2 separate regions of the Mus musculus genome follow, and region 2 is linked to region 1. A link is a loop called in an ENCODE intact Hi-C map of the cell type or tissue named here. Cell type or tissue: heart. All regions are shown on one strand. Links, peaks and the distances in the headings refer to the core of each region. The heading gives the core; the rest is flanking DNA.

Region 1 (10,269 bases), core at 2,992-7,991:
ACAAACTCCCACTAAACAGGTTCTGAGGTTAAAATTATACCTGACATCGACATGCCCCAAACACTCACAATCTACCCTTCTACAGATAACATTCAGATTTCTCCTAGACTCAGAAACCTAACTCTAAAGCACACCCCACACCACCTGCCATCTCGACCCAGTCTACAGCAAGGCAAAACAACAGTGCCTGTGGCCAACCACTTGCTAAAACCTTTCTCACAAACATCTGTGTGCATCTGTGACCACCGCATGAATCAACTGGGTCTAACAGAGTCACTCCGGGATGAGAAGTGACTTTCCAGGGACAGGAAATAGTGTGCTTCTCTTCTTTCCCAAACCCTCCTTCTAACTTGACTCTTTGGCAAGGTCCTCATGGCTGGAGCCCTTCCCCTCATGAGGACTAGGCAGGGACAGGCTCTAGGGTCCTCAGGAACGAGCAGCAGTGTGGCCTCCTGTAGGACCTCAGCCGCTGCTCAGGTGCTCCCCTCCCCAGTATCAGGTCAGTGTCTGGGACAGAGTGCCCACATCTAGTCACATCAAGTCCTCCCTGCTTGCCCCCTCTCACCGCATGACAGGATGAAGTTAGGTGACGTCAGCATGATGAAGGGGAAGGTCTGGAGAAGGCCAAAGTAGACGAGGTTGGTGAAAAGGCCCACGCCAATCATGCTGGTGGGGAAACGCTCAAAGACGTAGAGGCCGATCAGCACTGCTGTGGAGAACTAAAACAGGCAGAGGCGCTGGCTCAGGGGACCTTTAGGCCTCCGGGACAGTCAGTCCCTGCCTGCTCTGCACAGCGCTGTTACAAATGCACTTTGGTTTTCTCGGTTCACAGAAACCACACTCAGCTTTCAAAAAGGTGGTCTCTCTGAAGGCCACTTCTAAAACATTTTAGACAGTGATCCAAAGTAAGAAAAAAAAAACATTTTATACAGCACTCCACCAAACACATACCCAACGTGTGACAGAGCGCACACTCACTTTGCCTGCTCTCGTTTTTACTGTTAGCACTGTTTTTGGAGCTGGAGCTGAGGATCTAACCGAAGGCCGCATGCATGCCTGTACCCCCATGTCCCATTTCATAGCTTCCTTGAATGCTAAGCATGATCTACTGAATCAATTACGTAACTCAGTGATGAATCCAGCAGGCAGTCTGAGAAAGGCTTCGGTTGTCGGTGATGAAAGGTCTAATTGCTATCCCAACCACACCCACAGACTGAGCCAATGAGCTGGCTGTAGCCCTGTCTTTACCACAAACTACAACCCCAGGCTACGTTGAGAGTGAAAGTAGCTGCAGACTTTAGGCGACTGAAAGGTGAACTTTTCTGTCCAAAGGTATCCTCCCCCCCCCCCCCCCCCGCACCTCAGTCTTCCTCACAGCCTCTCTAACAGGGACAGGGACCAAGTCTTCAGGAAAAGAAACCTCCATGAGGGAAGAGAAAGGGCTGGACATTCTCCCTTAGGACAAATGACACTGAGTGGAGAGAGGGCAATAGCTAACTAAGCGTTACAAACTGTCCTTATTGTCCCTATAAGTTCTAAGCCTGGGCTGGGATTGGGGACCTGGTGTTAGAGACCGTGGACACTGTGAGACAGACACAGGAAAGCGAAGCCATGAATACCTATCAATGAAATATCTGCACTGTCACCTTAAGGAATGGCAGTAGGTTGTGAAACTATGCCACCTGAGGCTGGAGGGCCAGGGGTGATCTGGACCCAGGAGTGCAGACTGCAGGGCAGGGAAGCAAGTGGGACACCCTCAGATCCTGGGTTCTCAGCACCAAAACAGCCCCAGCTCAAACAGTCCCCACTTCCTGTTTCTGATGTAGGGCAAACAAGCCCTGGGTGACTACTCCAGGGAAAAGCGGCCACTTACCCAGATCATGTATTTGATGATTCGGCTGGTGGCCACCGTGTACTCTTCTATCAGCTCTGCAAGGTAGTACAGTCCAGCCGCTGGGTAGGAGAAGGGGGTCCCAGAGGGAGGGGGACAAACAGGAAGAGATCAGCCAGGGACACTCCCACCAGCCTGCTCATCCTGTAGTCCCCCACCAACCCTCCTCAGACTCCAGGAAGTCGGGAACAAGCCAAAGCACCCCTGGGATGTCCTTCTCATCTGCACAAGTAGATAGAACTTTGCCAAGACAACTGTAGAAATATTGGATTTGACCGCACAGCATAAAGTTAACCTCTGTTCCGGGAACCTTAAACTTCACTCGTCAATCAACACCTGCAGAACACTTAGTTTACAGGCCGGGTGCTGTACACTAGCACACAGCCGGGTGAGACAGACAGGGGCCTTCCCCCTGTCCCAGCTGGAGGGGACAGGCTGAGTAGGGAGCTCAGGGCTCCAAGAGCAAGGATGCGTCTCGGGAACCAAGCATCCCCACCGGAAGGTTCCGCAGAGGTCCAGTAGGACCAGCTCGGGGTCGTCAGCGCCCAGCTGCAAAGAGCAGCAGCGGTTGGCGGCTCGGGGCATCGGGGCGCGCGCGGCCCGGGTCAGCGCTCTCACCGACGGCCAGAGTGATGAATGCCACCTGGATGAACAGCGACAGCCAGCTCAGCACGTACATGAACCACATGGCGCCCCCCGGGCCGCCGGGACGGGCCTGCGCGGTCCGGCTCCCGCGACACTGAGCGGCCGCCGCCGTGCTGTCCCCGCCCAGAGGACGCCGAGAGGAGCAGGGCGGAGCGCCGCGGCCCCTGCGCCCCCGCCAAGCCCGCGAGCGCCGCTAACCGGCTCGGAGGATCGAAATCGCGCTGCACCCGGTACGGAGCGCCTACACAGAGCCCAGATTGATTGGAACCAATCCTGGCTCAAGCCTGCTCCGCACAGCCTTGGATCCTAATTTTCTGGGAGAGGAAGATTCCCTTCTCTCAGGTCACACACTAGGAAGCCGCATAATCTGGAATCCCAGGTGCCTTTAAATGGTCACCTTCAGCCTTAACTCTCCCTCTAGGCTGAGGTCTTTTGCAATGCAGGTCTTCACTTTTGCGTGGGGACTAAAGCAACAGCTAAGCACTGACTGTACTTGCGACACCGCAGGTAATCATCTGAGAGAGCACCACCTAGTGGCTGACACAGGTAAGCTCAGAGTGCCAACAAGCCTCTTATCTCAAACAAACTTTTTGTTTGTTATTTTCAGAAAGGGAGGGTCTCATAGCTCAGGCTGGCCTTTGAACTGTCAACTCTCCCATCTCCAGCTCTCAATTGGTAGGGTTTCAGATGTGTGGAGTCTCCGTACTAGGGCAAAATATAACTTTGGTTTTGGTTTTGTCTGTTTTGATTAAGGGTCTCTATGTAGTCCTGCAACCTGCTATGTAAATCAGGCTAACCTTGAACTCACAGAGACCAGCCTGCCTCTGCTTTATCCCAAATCCTGGGATTAAAGGTGTAGAAACATCATGCAAAGATCTTTTCTTTTTTTGAAACAGCCTTATGTGCCTCCAGGCTGGCCTTGGTGACACTAAGTAGTTTTGAGTGCTGGAATGGTAGATATTATATGTTAAGGACTAGGTACAATATTAAGGCCTAGGTAACTGTCACCTGGCCAGCCTGCCATTATAAGGAAACTTGCTCATGTTTCTACTGTTACTAGGAAACTTTCTAATGCCAGGATTGGTTATGTATTCTGTTTTGTTCTGTGCCCTGGGAAACCAATCTAAATAGAAATGCTTTGCATGGTTACTCACAGCAAGTTTGGGTCTGAAGTGACCATCCAACAATACTTTCTGCACCTGACTATAAGCTTTTATGGGATTTGCTGTTATAAGCTGCCCCTGGGATGAACCCCAACATAAGAGATATAAGAAACTATTTAAAATAAGACCCCCCCTCCATTTTGAGTAGGGGTCAAGTAAAGTTTAAGTTCCCAAGACTTCCCTGGGAACTGACTTCCTAATTGGCAGAGAGAGACAGGTATGTGGGCAGCTGACATCCTGGTTAACAAGTTAAGATATGAATTTTAGTCAAAACAAGTCCCATCCTGGTAGACAAGTTAAGACATGAATTTTAGACAAAGGCAAGTTCCCTGCAGCCGTTGAATACCCTAACCAATGGGAGCAGGACAAGTGTACACAAAGACATCTTCCTAAGGAAGTTCCCCATCCCTAAATCCTGATTGGTGAAATAACATGGCACAAGATGTTTGCGGCTTGGGGCTTTACAACCCTGGAGGATCTTAACTTGGAGTCATGGTTTGTCTCCTGAGCCTGACTCAATAAGTCTTGGGATGTGGCATTCAGTAAACCATCCCTAGTAGACCAAGATCAGTGTCTGAGTGGCTTGTGTGGCAATTCCTAGACCCCCAACAGGTATGTGCCACCATACACATATCACACACAGAGTCAGATTTCTTGATTCACAAAGTAAGTGCTCATTCCTAAACAAAACAAAAAAGGAACTGGGCTGGAGAGATGCTTCCGTGACTAAGCTCACATGTTGCTCTTGCAGAGGACCCAAGTTTATTTCCCAACACACGTCAGGTAGTTTACAACCACCCATAAATCCAGGTCCAGGTGAACCTGAGGCTTCTGTCTTCATTGGAAGCCTATACCCAAGTGCACATACCCTACACAGACACACAAATACATACTTAAAAATAAATAGGCCACACACAGTAGTGCATGCTGTTAGTCCCAGCACTTGGGAAACAAAGTCAGGTGGATCTTTGTGAGTTTGAGGCCAGCCTAGTTTACATACAAAGTTCCAGGTTAGTCAGGGCTACATAGTGAAACCCTGTCTCAAAACAAACCATAAAAATCTTTAAGTCATGGAGGGAAGAAATGTAGATGTGTCCTCTGGTCTTTCTTCAGAACTGGAGAGAAAGGGACTTGGGGCCCCTGAAAGCTGAGTGCACCCACCTTTCAATGTGCCTGCTAGAACTGGTATGCCAGCTGGGTACTGCCATTTCTCCTGTGTTAGAGTCCAAACTGGCCTGGCCAGCCAGGGCTGAAGATCTGAACTTCCTTTGATGGCAAGAAAGGCAAGCAGGAAGAAACAGAAAGTAGGGTTTTTTTGTTTTGTTTTGTTTTGTTTTGTTTTTGTTTTTTTGTTTTGCCCCCTCCAGTTCCACTCCATCCCATAGAGCTCTGGAGCCCTGGGGACCAAGCTGAACAGGGATGAGAGCCAGGAGGCCCAAGTCTCAATGTGAGAGGGGAAAGGATAAAGGAAGAGGGACAGTAAATGCCAAGGACTCATTTCAAGAGTAAAAGACTGGGAGGTTTGAGGTCATGGAGCAGATGCTGACTTAGTCAGGAGCAGAATCTACTCGGCGAATGCGCCCACCCCTTCGCCTTTACTTCTCTCACATTTGTCATTGTCACTGGACGTGTGGAGGGAGGAAGGTGATAGCCCAGCCCCATCTAGATCTCTTCCTTGGAAATCACTGCTGAATAATTTCTTGGCATTTTGGCTAAGATCAAGGTCAGAAGATGCTAAATGCAATTCCCACAGTCTTACTCTGTGCCAGACGTGGCCCAAGTGACTCAGATGAGCTGACCCAGTTAGCATCACATCTAGGGCAGGCGATGGTGCTGTTACTGTCTCTGTCTCCCAAAGAACCAAGACACAGAGATTCAGTTCCCATCAATTCCACATAGCTTGTACCCAGAGGAGCACGGTTTGAAGCTGGGCGGCTTGGCTGCAGAAACCCTGTGCTTTTCCCTGGTTCGCTGGTTCTGCCTTATGGCCTGCCTTTCAGCCCAGGGACCGGGTCCCACCTCAGCTCCAGGCTTCGTCTCCCTTCTCTAGCTTTATCTTTGTAAGGATACTTCTCACAATTCTCACAGCTGTGTTTCCTCACACCGTGCCTTTAATAACTCAACTTGTGACATTCTCACAGACTCATACATCCATTGGGTCTAAGACAGGGGGGAAGCAGGATAGGATAGGGGGTTTCCACAGGGAAATGTAAATAAATAAAATATCCAATTAGAGAGAGAGAGAGAGAGAGAGAGAGAGAGAGAGAGAGAGAGAGAGAGAGAGAAAGTAAACAAGGTGGGGTTGTGGAGTCATCACCCTGATAGCAAAACCTCTTCATTGGAGCTGTCGCCTTCTGCCCTCTAGTGGCAATCAGAGGAGCAGCCGAGAACAACAGCCAGGAGTGGTTTCCTGACCTCGTGCAAGGAGTTTTGAGGGACAGAGATTTTTTTTCCTTCTACCAGTCTTGCAGTGAAGGCCAGCCAGGGAGGCGTGATAGCATCCACCACACACATTGCATACACTACTTGTGGACAGGATTCATTTCCGTAGTCTTGCCAGGCTGCATCAATGGTATCACCAGCAGAAAGAACTGGAGAACCAGGCTCTTTTTCCCCACACATGCCTGAAGGACTGCCAGTTCTCTAGGACTCCCAGAAGCAGCATGGGGTGCTGGGAGCCATAATCAGATGCACTCTACTCTACTCCATGACAAATATATACCATACTTCTAATAGGTGACCTCCTGGATAGTGCCCACCTCCTAAGAGCAAGTTCTCCTGGTGATGCTCCATGCAGTGACCAAGTTTATTGTTTGGTATCCTGTGCAAACTTACCGGAGCACAGTCCCAGAAGGGGAGAAAGAGCAAACTAGGAGAGTTTTGACCACTGTATGGTGCACACAGGTGATCTGTGATCATTTGTCCAAGTGACCCAGTGTACCAGGCCCCACCCCTGTCCCTGTCACATGATAGGACTGTACATTGAGGGGCTTTCTAGGGAAATGGTCCTAGATCATTATTCAAGCGCTGTCTTCTAATGTGCCAGGCCCAACAGAACTATGTGCAGGGGTGATGTGGTAGCTTCAAAAGGAATGCCCCCACAGGTTTATATATTTAAACGTGCACTCCCCAGTTGGTGGAAATATTTGGGAAGGATTAGGGGTGTGGCCTCATTGGAGGAGGTGTGTCATTGGGGGGTGGGCTTTGAGGTTTAAAAAGCCCATACCATTCCTAGTTAGCTTTCCCTGCCTCAAGATGTAAGCTCTCAGCTACTGCTCCAGAGCCATGCCTGACTGCCTCTTGCATTGCTCCCTGCCATGGTGGTCATGGATTCACCCTCTGAAACAATAGGCCCTCCAATAAACTCTTCCTTCTATAAGCTGCCACAGGGTGTCTTATCACCGAAGAAGAAAAGTAACTAAGACAAGTGCACAGGATTTGAGGGGGAGTGGCAAGAACCCCAAAGGGGAGGATCAGACCCTAACATGCTGTTAAAGGAAAGTTCTAGAGACTGAGAGATCTCTGAAATGAAAGGGCTTGTGAGACCATTACAGCCCAAAGCCAGGGAGACAGGACCAGTGCTGGGAAGTTTTCCCTCAGGCACTAGCTGTAGAACTAGCTGTCAGTTAGAAACACCTGTCTGTGTTCTCGGTGGTGTTAGAGTCACAGCCTGGGCTCTCTCCAGCCTCTCTAATTAGCCAGACTTGACCATTGTCCTGAGTCTGCCAACTGAAGAGATAAGTGGTAGTGAGAAGCAGAGAAAGGAGACTCATTCCGTGTGGGAGGGGAAACAAAATGGTGATGGCCACCAACCCACAAGTCCCTCTTCCAGGGGACAGACATGAGGTTTAAGTTTCAATAATAGCTAAGCAGTTCTGGAGAAAGTGGTCCACCCATCACTGAGCCTTTCACCGTCTCAGCTCTTGTGTCTCCTGCCAGACGGTCTGCCAGGCTGTCAGAGCTGTGTGAAATTTCTTTCTGGGAGACAAGCCCCTGCTCTGGCTGGCATCAGCTTCAGCCCTTGGCCTTCCAAGTGTGAGATTCTCTCAAGAAAGCTGATTTTTTTTTTGGAATTTGTTGTCTCAGTCCTCTGATGGTCAAAGTGAGAGGCAAAAGTATTTCTTGAGATCTTCTCTCTTGCTAGGATGGCTACTCCAGATGTTTGATCATGAGAACCTGAGGCTGGTGAGATGGTTCAGAGGGTAAAGACACTTGCCGCCAAGACCAGCGACCTGAGTTTGATCAATTTGATCCTTGGGACCCACATAGTGGAAGGAAGGGACAAACCCACACAAGTTGTCCTTGTCCTTTAATGTCTCCATGTGCACTTTGGCATGTGCACACATGAGCATTCTCTCTCTCTCTCTCTCTCTCTCTCTCTCTCACACACACACACACACACACACACACCTAATGTAATAAAAAACTTTTAAAGGGGGGCTGGAGAGATGGCTCAGAGGTTAAGAGCACCTGACTGCTCTTCCAAAGGTCCTGAGTTCAAATCCCAGCAACCACATGGTGGCTCACAACCATCCGTAATGAGACCTGACAGCCTCTTCTGGGGTATCTGAAGACAGCTACGGTGTACTTACATAGAATAAATAAATAAATAAATAAATAAATAAATCTTTAAAAAAAAACTTTTAAAGAAAAAAAACCCTTGAGAAACAAAGGTGAAATTGTAAGTCCTCAGATCCTTAGATAAAGGGGGGGGGGAACAAGAGGAAATCAGGCACATTTTAGGGACTAGAGGTCAGGACAATGGACAGGAGAAGGTATCACATAAGGAGATGGTACCCTAGTGGTGGTCCTCTTGGGAGTTTTGCCTGCTGCCTAAAACTGTTAGCTGGTTTCTCTTGCTCTACCTTCTGGCCTGTAACTGACTTTAGGATATTGTACATTTTTCTATTAGCAACACAGAGAGGTGGGGAGGGAGGGAGGAAGAAAGAGAGGAAGAAGAAAAGGAAGAGGAAGAGGGAGAGGCACACCATTGGTGGGTGTAGCCTGGCTGGCTGGCGCAGGCATAGAGCACTCCTCTTGAGGAAGCCTCCTCAGTCAGGCTGGCAGAGTTGTTCCCCTTCATTCTCCTTTATTCAAGCAGCTCCAGACATTGCCCTGACAGGAAGGAACTCAAGGCAAGAAGAAAAGGGTTGGACCCTTTCTCATGAGGAGAAAGAAGAGGGGGTGTTGAGCGGAATGGAGGATGGGGACCCTGCTCGTCTGCCTTCTAGTGCTGCCCAGAGTCACAGGACAGACTGCAGACAACGTGAGGCCTGTGAGGACATCCTGCCCTGTCCTAAGTACGTGGGCCAGTATCGACCCACTGGGGCTGTGCAGAAAAGCTCCATGCTGTGGATCCCGCATGTTCCAGGACTGCTTGGTGTTCTCGACCCCTCCTGACCAGCACACATCACCCTCTTACAATGATGGTATTCTCGTAAACCCATTCTACAGCAAAAGAAGCTGAAGCACAGAGAAAGTGGGTATGGTGACCCACCGCAGTCTCCTAGGAAACCAGACTCTCAGTGCTAAAACTATGAAAGTCATCAGCAAACTGGACAAGGTGGCTACCCTAGCCCCTAGTCTTCCTCCCACTGTCCTCATCTTCTTCTTTCTTTTTTTATTTTTATGTTGTTTCTTTGACATGCTCTTGTACCCCAGGCTGGCCTCAAATTCACTATATAACTGTTTGTGGTGAATTCCTGATCCTCCAGCTTCCTGTATGCTGGGATCACAGGAGTGTACCACCAGGCACAGTTATATTCTTTTTTTTTCTTAAAAATGTTTTTTTTTAAGGATTTATTTATTTATAGCTGGCAAGATGGCTTAGCGGGTAAGAGCACTGACTGCTCTTCCAAAGGTCCTGAGTTCAAATCCCAGCAACCACATGGTGGCTCACAACCACCCGTAATGAGATCTGATGCCCTCTTCTGGTGCACCTGAAGTCATCTACTTATGTATAATAAATCTTTGGGCCAGAACAAGCTGGGACTGTGACCAGAATGACTGGGCCAACGAGAGTGAGCAGAGGTCCTAAAAAATTCAATTCCCAACAACCACACGAAGGCTCACAACCATCTGGACAGCTACAGTATACTCACATACATAAAATAAATAAGTAATTAAAAAGAGAATTTATTTATGCTATACTCCTAAGTATTTTGTCTTCATGTATATGTGTGCACCACATGAGTGCCTGTGGAGGTCAGAAGAGAGCATTGGATTACATGGAAATGGAGTTACAGACAGCTGTAAGCTACCAAGCAGGTACTGCGAACTGAACCCAGGTCATCTGAAAGAACAGCAAGTGCTTTTAACAACTGAATCTCTCCAGAACCTCTCCTCTTCTTCTTTCTCCCCTCCTCCTCCCTCTCCTCCTCTCCCTCCTCTTCTTCTTCCTCCTCCTTCTCTTCCTCTTTCCCTCTTCTTCCTCCCCTCCTCCTCCTCCTCCTCCCCCTCTTCCTCTTCTCCTCCTCATCTCCCTCCCCTGGCTGGCCTCTAACTCACTTTGTAGGTAGATCAAGCTGGCTTTGAACTCACAGAGATCCTCCTGCCTATGACTCCTGGGTG
Region 2 (10,269 bases), core at 2,544-7,543, 53 kb after region 1:
TTTTTCTATGTATCCCTGGCTGTCCTGGAACCCAGTCTGTATAGTAGGCTGGCCTCAAATTCAGAAAGATCTGCCTGCTTCCCCTTCCCAGTGCTGGAAATAAAGGCATGCAACAACACCACTGAACTTTGAATTGATATTGTCAATAAAAATTCTACACTACCGAAACTGCACAAACTATTGTAAAAATTGAAAAGCACACACAAAAAAATAGACAAAATAATGGGACCCTACAGAGCACTGCATAGATACTTCCTCAGACAGTAGTTTTTACCTGCATGTATGTTTATGTGTATAGATACAGGTGTATACATTTTAAAAACAGAAATGGGTTAATCTTTGGAGTTGTTTTTGTTATTTTAATGAGATAAATATACATCCCATAAGGGTATACTTACTGGCTTCATCCAAAGAAGTTTTGCTTCATGTTACTGTATATAACAAGAATTAGGGATGGGGCTTTCAGCCTACTAAACATGTGACCAGTTGGGAATCTAATCTGAGTGACTGTAGAGACTTCATCAAGGGTGTATGACATGAACTGGGTGTGGGGCTGTGTTCATCATTACTGTTATAGTACGAGGTTGTCCACCAAAGGGAACTGGCTAAGTAAACCATGGTATTCTATGAAGTAGCAGAGAAGAAAGATGGTCTGTGTGCTGACGAAGAAAGGATTGGAACAGGTGGCTGGTGAGGGGGAAATCTACTTATCTAATATAATACCTTCTCTGGGAAGCCTTTCAGGAGGAGTTGAGAAGTCCCCAGATCAAATACCTGTGCAATAGTTGCCATGTATCAGGTTCTCACCTAAGCATCAGAGGTAGAAGGATAGAACTGTGGAGCCTGTTGTCATGGAGCTCAGAATAGTCAGGAAGAGAGCCATATGAACAAGTAGTTCTACCACAATACAACTAAATGCAGCACCAGGAAGATATATTGAATCTTTGACATGTGTCAACCATTTTGCTAGATGCTCTATATCTGATAGTATCTATTATCGTGTAAGATAGGTGTCTAAAGAGAAGCCTACAAACCCTAGAACCCCTCAGTTACCCTCTGAAGAAAGGGAAGTGTCTCCAGAATCCTATTCAAATATATAAGAGCCAGATAAGACACGAACCAACCCCTTTTCTTTGTTCATGTGAGACCAGAGCAGGACTCAATACCTCAGCTAGAGACAATATATGGGTTAAACTTGGAGATTAAGAACCAAGAACCACGCAGGGCAGTGGTGGCATACGCCTTTAATCCCAGCACGTGGGAGGCAGAGGCAGGTGGATTTCTGAGTTCGAGGCCAGCCTGGTCTACAGAGTGAATTCCAGGAGAGCCAGGGCTACACAAAGAAACCCTGTCTGGAAAAAAACAAACAAACAAAAAAACCAAGAACCTGACTTGACTCGAAATTCTGCCCAATAGGAATCTTCTGGTTTAGAAGAATAAAGATGTGGTAGACTTAGTTTTCTTTAGAAGCTATAGATGTTAGATGGACAAAGCATAAGATAGACTAAAATCCTATCTTAAATATTACCAAGCTGTTGCTCTATACCAGTGGTTCTGAATCTGTAGGTCATGACCCTTTTGGAGGTTGAACAAACAACCTTTTCACAGGGTTCAAATATCAGAGATCCTGCCTATCAGGTACTTACATTATGGATTCATAACAGTAGCAAAATTACAGTTTTAAAGTAGCAACAGAATAGTTTTGTGGTGGGCGGTCACCACAACATCAGGAATTGTATTAAAGGATTGCAGCATTAAGGAAAGTTGAGAACCACTGCTCTATATGGTTTTGAAAGCACTAAGGTTCAGACAATATGGATGATGAAATAATTTTCCATTCCTTTTTATATTCATCCCCCATCACCACAGGTAATGTGTGTGTGTGCCTATTCCTTGGAAGGCAAAAGTGTCTACTATATATCATCAATCTTGAAATTAGGACACAGATTCAAAGTCTAAAGTCGGACCATAGTTGTTCATTAGTTGATGGCAGATTCAGATTCCAAAGAATAGGTCGGCATGATTCTTTGACAATAACCCAGAAATGTGAAGATGGCTTAGTTAGTAAAGTACTTGTCTTATAAATATAAGGACTTATAGTGGTCCTTAGAAGCCACCTAAAATAGGCAAGCATGGTGGTGAGTCTGTAATAGCAGCACTTCGGGGGCAGATGGGCACACAAACATACCCCTCCCCCAACACACCAACAGGTTACTGGAGAAAAGTTCAAAGAGAAGAAAATATGAAAAATGTAGAAATGGTCTGGAAGTCCTCTTAGGTCTTGAATCAAGAAAGAGGATACTTAGTGTCAACTCAGACAAGATGATCTCTAATTTTACCCACTCAAGCCTTAGCTGTCTATCTTTCTGACTCAAATACAAGATCCAGAGGGCAGGATCTTAACCTCTAGCTCATTGCTATCATCTAAAGTAGAGTACAGCTTAGAGTAAATGCTTAATAAATATTTGTTGAGTGAATGAATAAGTGAACAAATTTCCCAATACACTAAAAAAACCATCCTAGATGGACTTGGGAGTGGGAGTATCAGGAAATGAGGTCTAGGGATCATTCACAAGTACAATTCTTAGGTGTAAATCTTCTTTCTTGCTAAAATTTGCATATAACCCCCAAACTAATACTGGTGGTGCCTTTGAAGTCATTCTTGGTGTGACGGTTAATCTTCATTGCTATCTTGACTAGATTTAGAATCACCATGGAAATATGCCTCTGGGTATGACAAAAAGCTTAATGGAGGAGGGATAACCAACCCACCCAGACTGTGAGCAGCAGCACCCCAAGCTCATGCGTTTGAGTGCATGTGGTGGGCTGAGCATTCATCTCTCTCTACATCCTGACTGTGGATGCAATGGGACCAGCTCCTACTGCGACGGTAGACTACACCCTTCACTCTGTGAACCAGAACAACTCCTTTTTGACTTAAGCTGGCTTTGTCAAGTATCAGTTACAAAAAGAAAACTAAGTGGTGCACATGGATATGTAGATAGCAGCACACTTGCTCTTGCCCTTGTCCTCAGCTAAGGTGGAAAAAGTCAAAGTTGGACCCTGTTGGTTTGGTGCTCATACAGAGATGCCAGAGGACAGAGCAATAGTGGGTAGTTTTGTGCTGAAAGTTCTAGCTTTGGGGTTAAATGGACAGAGTTTACGATATAACTCTGGCACCTATTAGTGGGAAATCACACCTCTGAAAACCATTTTCTGTTGTATAAAATATAGGGAACAAAATCTAACATGATAAGTGGTTTTCAAGATGTAAGATTATAATCTACATAAGGCACGAAGGTTAAGGAAATGCAATTGAGGAAATCTAGGGGAACATGAGTTGAGGTTGGAACATGGAGGATAGGGCTTCTCTCCAGTCCCACATCCTGAACAGCAGAAGTCTCTGTGCATTTAATTCTTGGCTTATAGGTCTCTCCTCTACTAAACTTTAAGATCAAAGGAAGGAAGCACAAGCTACCATCTTCTAAATTTCCAAACAAGTGATCACTAAGCACAGATTTATCAAAGACATGGTAGGTACATTTGATTTTCAAATGCAGACTTACAACAGTTTACTATAGTGACCAACTCAGAGATCGTACTATAGTGACCAACTCAGAGATCGTATTTTACCCATGACTTAGACAACTGCTATAATTGACAAAAATCACAACAGTTTTAAGATTCCGCTCTTTCCAGTGTGAAAAATATGGCACAAACATAAGGCCTGCGAGGCAATGCTGTCACCTATGAGGAAAGACTGATTTTAATTTCCTCTAACAGACTTCTTTCTCTACTACGACAAAAATCTTACCACAGCAAAACACAAGGAACTATATACTGTTATGTGCTACAAATTGGATAAGAAAAATAGTAAAGTAAAGCTTACAAACTCCACAACAGTGAATCTGATGCTAAACTACGACTTAATTTTCCTTTTTGAAAACCAAGAAAAACAATTCCAGATATAAAGCCAAGAAAATGACAACATGAGAACAATGCAATTTTGGATATGGATAGATATCTTATTCTTTCTCCCTTTCTGCCTAAAGTACTAGACGTATTCCAATACTCAATGTCCTCTGGCTTCCAAAATAAAACCCCTATTGTCTAATACTCCTCAACTTCTAAAATCTCAGTTAAAACTATGAGTGATAAGCTAATTTATTCGCAGTAAACGTCTGGCATATTTTTATTTGGGTTTGAGACAGTGTGGAAGGCCATCTAGAAACATATGGTTAGAACCACCACAGGAAGCCAAACACTGCCATACTATGAGGTATAAACAAATAAATTCTCTGTAAAGATAATGCTGAAGGTCGCCTCTGGGCTGTTGTAATTCTCTCAGAGGCTGTGTGTGATAATCACATATATCCCGTATCTTACGGACGTCCGGGATGACCAGGCCCTTCCTCATAGTGTAAATTAGTGCTCTAAGCTGGGTCAGAATCCCGTTCCATCCCGTTCCACGTAACAGATTTCAAATTGGTTGCTGCTGGCAAGCCTTTCCACCTGCATTTTCAGCAGTTTTGAGCAAAAGCACTTTATGAGGACAATGATTCTAGAAGAAGAGTGGGATTAGATGGCATTGAAGGGGAGGCAGAGAGAGTTTAAGCAAGCCCATTGCAGTTCCGAACCTTGCGGAGCCTGTGTTCAGCGTCGTCATCTGCCTCTCGCCTTCACCCTTCCAGGTGCCTACAAAAAGCAAAGTGAGAGGTGTTAGTTTCCGGGGGAAATGAGGCTGAAATCCTGAGGTTGAGAGTGAACGTCTCAGAAGGCGAGAGAGAGGAGGGGCGCCAGGAGGCGGCAGGTCATACGTAGCAAGGATGGTGAAAAGGGATGAGGTGAGAGGAGCTGGCCCGCGAGCGCCAGAGCGTCGGACGGCCTGGGCCCGGGCCGCGCTGGGAAGGGGCTGTGCGCGCTCCCGGGCAGCCCGCGGGTAGAGGGGCTGTGCGCAGTCCCGGGTGGCCAGACGATCCCAGCCCCGACGCCTCAACCCACCTGGCCGCGCGGACAACGCCGCCCCGAGGTCCGCACCACAGCACAGCGCCGCCTCCTAAGAGCGCGAGCCTCGGCGCACAAACGCTCGAGGTACCTCGGCCTCACACGCGCGTCTCGCCCCGCCCCCCAGCGCCATTCATTGGCTGCCGGACAACGCCCCGTCCATCTATTGGACAGCAGAGAATGCCGCTCACTTACCTGGTTTTGATTGGTCTAAATGTGAAACAATGCCCGCCCAGCTCTTTCAGAAGTTCCAGTTTTTGATTGGTCTTAGCGTCTGTCCATTCGCTCCGCCCTCGATGGAGACTCCCAGCTCTGATTGGCTGAAGAAGCATTGGTCACGCCTAGATTTCCAGGCCAAGGATGAATCACCTCCATGTTGGGGAGGAGCCAGAGTGCAAGGACTCCGGGTTTGTTTACAAAGGCTTCTGCTCCCGCTTCATCCATTGGCTAAGCTGGAAGCCTGTGTCACTTGTCTAGATCACTTTAGAAAAGGGAGTAGGATTCAGGGATTTCCTCATCTGTCCATTAGTTAGAGATGAGTTTTGAGAGCGGGAATTTGCTTCTGTGTTAAGTCGTGAGGTTAAAAATTAGGACTATTTGGGAGATTGGAAGAACAGAAAGGGTTGCTTCCACGTTTTTAGAAACAAATTTGACATTTTCAGTCCCAGCAGGCTCAAGATTGAGGCAGGAAAATCACAAATTCCTCAGGGCCAGCTTGAGCTCATATTGCGACCAAGTCTCAGAAAAACAAGACACACACTCACATTCACACACACACACACACACACACACACTTGTTCTGTCCTTTGGGTTTAAGATACCTTGTATTAGTTAGTTTTATGTGTCAACTTGACACAAGCTGGAGTTATCACAGAGAAAGGAGCTTCACTTGAGGAAATGCCTCCATGAGATCCGGCTGTAAGTCATTTTGTCAATTAGTGATCAGGGTGGGAGGACCTGTTGTGGGTGCTGCCATACCTAGGCTAGTAGTCCTGGGTTCTGTAAGAAAGCAAGCTGAGCAAGCCAGGGAAAGCAATCCAGTAAGTAACATCCCTCCATGACCTCTGCACCAGCTCCTGCTTGCTGACCTGCTTGAGTTCCAGTCCTGATTTCCTTTGGTGATGAACAGCAATGTGGAAGTGTAAGCTGAATAAACCCTTTCCTCCCCAATTTGCTTCTTGGCCATGATGTTTGTGCAGGAATACAAACCCTAACTAAAACAATATCCAAATTTTAAGTTATGTCCATAAAAAGAAGATAGGATATTGATGGCTGGAGTGGTGGATCAACAGTTAAGAGCATTTGCTGCTATTGCAGAAGACAGGTTCAGTTTTCAGCACCTCATGGTGGCTTACAACCACCAGTAACTCTAGCTCCAGGGAATTAGATGCCCTCTTCTGGCCTCCAGAGTACTGAATCCATATACATACTTGAAGTTAAAACACTCGTGCACATAAATCTTTTTATTAAAGTGGAATTAAAAATAAAAAAACTTCTCATACATCTGTCTTCTCCTACCCACTGTGCTAATTACAATCACAACACAAAATATAGGTTTAGTAAACAAGTAGTTATATAATGAAAATATGTAGATAAATTCACTGTCTAACATTAACTTTTTCCTCCTCCCTCCTAAAGGAATATTCTCCCATAATTGGTCCTTTAGGTACTCCAGGTCTATCACCCACTGTTTTTCTCAATGAATCTACTTTGTTTGTTTGTTTGTTTGTTTTCGAGACAGGGTTTCTCTGTGTAGCTCTGGCTGTCCTGGAACTCACTTTGTAGACCAGGCTGGCCTCGAGCTCAGAAATCCGCCTGCCTCTGCCTCCCAAATGCTGGGATTAAAGGCGTGCGCCACCACTGCCCGGCTGTGAATCTACTTCTAATGGATGGATGTTTTTAATGGTACACATTTGTTTGTTTGTGTGTGTGGTAGTGTGAGGAAGTCAGAGGAAACCTCATAGGAATCAGTTATTTCCTTTGACTATGTAGGTGCTGCGAAACTACCAAGTGGCAAGGCTCAGTAGCAGACACCTTTACCTCTGAGCTTCTTGAGGGCCCAAACTCTCTACTCGTGTGTGTGTGTGTGTGTGTGTGTGTGTGTGTGTGTGTGTGTGTGTGTTTAATTTGTGTTTATGTGTGTATCTGTGTGTAGGGATAGGTACACATGGGTACAGGTGCCCATGGAGGCCAAGGGCGTTGGATGCCCCTGGATCTAAAGTACTAGGCAGTTGTGAGCTGCCTAACGTGCTGGGAATAAGACTCAGGTCCTCTGCAAGAGCAGTGAGTGCTTTTAACTGTTGCATCTCCAGCCCATAGGACATGACTTTTTTTCTGTGCTTTCTTTTTTAAAAAGAGCCAATAAGAGCTGCAGTTACAGGCAGTTGTGAGCTACCTAATGTGGGTGCTAAGGACTGAACAGAGTCCTCTGCGGGAGCAGTATGTTGTTCTCTTAGTGGCTGACCCATCCCCCTAGGTTCTAGGAGCTGAGTCTTAACTGCATCTAACTCCATTTTGTATCCACATAGAATCATATTTACAGCTGTCCAGTAGAAGTTCTAACTTGGTAACCTGGAAGACAGGATAAATGAAAAATGATCTGACCCCAAAGTCTGGCTCTTCTGCCTCAACCTGGATAGCCTATCTACATAAGTTGTACCACTGTTCAAAATGACTACCCTAGGAGCTGGAGAGATGGCCCAGAGGTTAAGAGCACTTTTTGCTCTTGTACAGAACCCAGGTTTGGGTCCCACATGGTGGTTCGAAATAGTCTGTAACTCCAGTTCCATAGGATCTGATGCCCTCTTCTGACCTTAGGCACCAGACACAATTATGGTTCACACAGTAAACACTCATATATATGAAAAGAAATTTGGGAAATACCAAAACCCCCAAATACCACTCTAAATGAATGAATTACATATATGTATATATATTTTAATGTGTTAAATACATACTTAATAATAAATACAAACTTAAGTAAATCCAATGATTGAGTAAATGTTATTGAGCATTGACAGCATTTCAGGCTCTATGCAAATAGTGCAGCCAAACAAATGAAAATTGCATGAATTGTTTGCAAGAGCTCTGACTGGTAGCAAAGAAATAACCCAAGAGTATTCAAGTGTCACGAGTGCTAACAAAAAAAGAAAAAAAGAAAGTTATTGAATGGCCAGGAAATGGCTATTTTAAGTGGAATGGTTAATTTAAGAACCCTCAGCCGGGCGTGGTGGCACACGCCTTTAATCCCAGCACTTGGGAGGCAGAGGCAGGTGGATTTCTGAGTTCGAGGCCAGCCTGGTCTACAGAGTGAGTTCCAGGACAGCCAGAGCTACACAGAGAAACCCTGTCTCGAAAAAAACAAAACAAAACAAAAAAAAAAAAAAAAAAAAGAACCCTCTAAAGACAACGTTGAACAGAGAGGCACAAATTAAGTGAAGAAGTAATGACTGGGAAAGCGCCACTAACCTGCACATCTCCAGAATCTCTCCTATGTGGCCTCATTAGTTCCAAAGCTGTGTGGTTAGGTAGGTTTGCATTCCACTGAAGATTGCCTACTCAAGTTTAAACCTTCATTTAATGGCTCTGAGACCCCCTACCTGTAGATACCAAAATCCATGCACACTCAGGTCCTGTCCTAGTTAGCTTTAACTGTCAACTTGATAGCCTAAAATCACCTGAGAATTGAGGGATTGCCAAAAACAAACAGATTTTTGAGCATATCTGGGGGGGGGAGTAATTAATCGTTAATTGATATAGGAAGTCCCAGCCAACTGTGGGCAGCACCATTCCCTAAGCAAGTAGTTCTGTGCCGTGTAAAACAGCTAGCTGAGCGTGAGCCTGTAAGTGAAATAGTAAGCAGTACTTTATTCTTCTATAGTTTCTGCTTAAGTTTCTTTTGGCCACACTTCTTTGCTTGCAAATGTTCATTGCAATGAATTGTTGGTCTGGTACAAGGCCTCTGGATTCTGTCAAATTATGAATTCTGGAATCTCACTAGGAATTCTCTCGGATATTCTGTTGCTGCCCTGTGTCATAGAGATTCTGTAGTTTTGGATCTGTAGGACCAACCTCTCTATGCACTCCTGAAGTTCATCAACTGGGTTGAGGTAGACCAATTTAAAGCACTGGATCTGGGCCTGAGAGATATCCAAGCCAACCAGCTCTCCTGTACCCACACCACTAGAGTGGGCTCTCCTTTCCTGCCTGGCTGGTCCATCCAATGCCACAGCCAGCAAGGGGCAGAGCCAGCTATTCCACTCACATACTCTCAGGCCTGGCTCGTATGAGTCCATGCCAACAGAGCCAGCTCTACTGTGTTATCCAGATGAGATGCAGGGCCTGTGGTGGCTCTCCTACTATCATGCCCTAGGGCCCAGGCAAGATGCAGGGCTGTTCTCCTGAGTGTTGCAGCTGGTGAGGAACAGGGACAGTTCTCCCACACTAGAGACCCTGAGGCCAGCTCTCCCATCTGCCATAGGTGGCAAAAGACAAAGGAGGGGAGGAGAGCATCTCTCTCATCCTGCCACAGCACAGCAGACAAGAGGCAGGTCACCCAGCAGACAAGTGGTGGGGCCAGATCTTTCATGGTTACAACCTCAGGGCTGGCTCCCCGCCCCACCCCCCAACTTCCACAATTAGGGCCAGCCTTACTGTGCTTCCTGGACAGTGTGTGGAGCTGATTTCTAGAGTACTGCAGCTTGATAGGGGGTGGGGTCGGCTCTCCTGCTCTCAGGCCCCCAGGGCCAGTGCTCCCATGGTGCTCAGTCCAGGAGTGGGGCCAGTTCTGCACAGCCCTCAGACATATACACCTCTCCAGGTGGCAGCCCAGACCGTGAATTTCAGCCTGGCCCTTGATGGCAACAGACCCCTGCTGCTTCAGGGCTATAGACCCAACTGTGGCAGCACAGGCCAGGACCTCAGCATGGTCCCAGGTGGCATCACTGGTATTCACATCCTGCTGTTCTTTACTACCCTCGAACCTCCAGTTCTGCCTCTCTTCATTGTGCTTCATTGCCTGTGTTTAAGAACCCTAAATAAGGGGCTGGTGAGATGGCTCAGTGGGTAAGAGCACCCAACTGCTCTTCCGAAGGTCCAGAGTTCAAATCCCAGCAACCACATGGTGGTTCACAACCATCTGTAACAAGATCTGACTCCCTCTTCTGGTGTGTCTGAAGACAGCTACAGTGTACTTACATATAATAATAAATAAATCTTTAAAAAAAAAAAAGAACCCTAAATAAAGTAGGTTTTGGGGAAAAAAAT

What was found. Peaks named below come from ENCODE experiments on the same cell type or tissue, not always from the same donor. Only the 100,000 strongest peaks of a DNase experiment are listed, where the experiment ranks them.
Region 2: a loop joins it to region 1, with 2.3 times the contacts of the local background. A loop is called at or near these places in 1 of 42 quality-filtered maps.

What each region holds. Positions count from the first base shown.
Region 1 is chr6:83,773,145-83,783,413 of GRCm38, forward strand. Gm52907 (predicted gene, 52907) reads left to right here and starts at 2,791. Exons shown (of 2, transcript NR_168047.1): 1 at 2,791-3,082. Tex261 (testis expressed gene 261) reads right to left here and starts at 2,668. Exons shown (of 6, transcript NM_009357.2): 1 at 2,510-2,668; 2 at 1,874-1,953; 3 at 566-719. The coding sequence starts at 2,579. In heart, for the core only: CTCF peaks have their summits at 3,020 (motif pointing left) and 6,084 (motif pointing left); a DNase peak (open chromatin) is centred at 6,067; H3K4me3 peaks cover 394 bases; H3K27ac peaks cover 385 bases.
Region 2 is chr6:83,826,634-83,836,902 of GRCm38, forward strand. Paip2b (poly(A) binding protein interacting protein 2B) reads right to left here and starts at 5,108. Exons shown (of 5, transcript NM_146169.2): 1 at 5,002-5,108; 2 at 4,638-4,695. The coding sequence starts at 4,666. In heart, for the core only: a CTCF peak has its summit at 5,039; a DNase peak (open chromatin) is centred at 5,248; H3K4me3 peaks cover 1,991 bases; H3K27ac peaks cover 1,676 bases.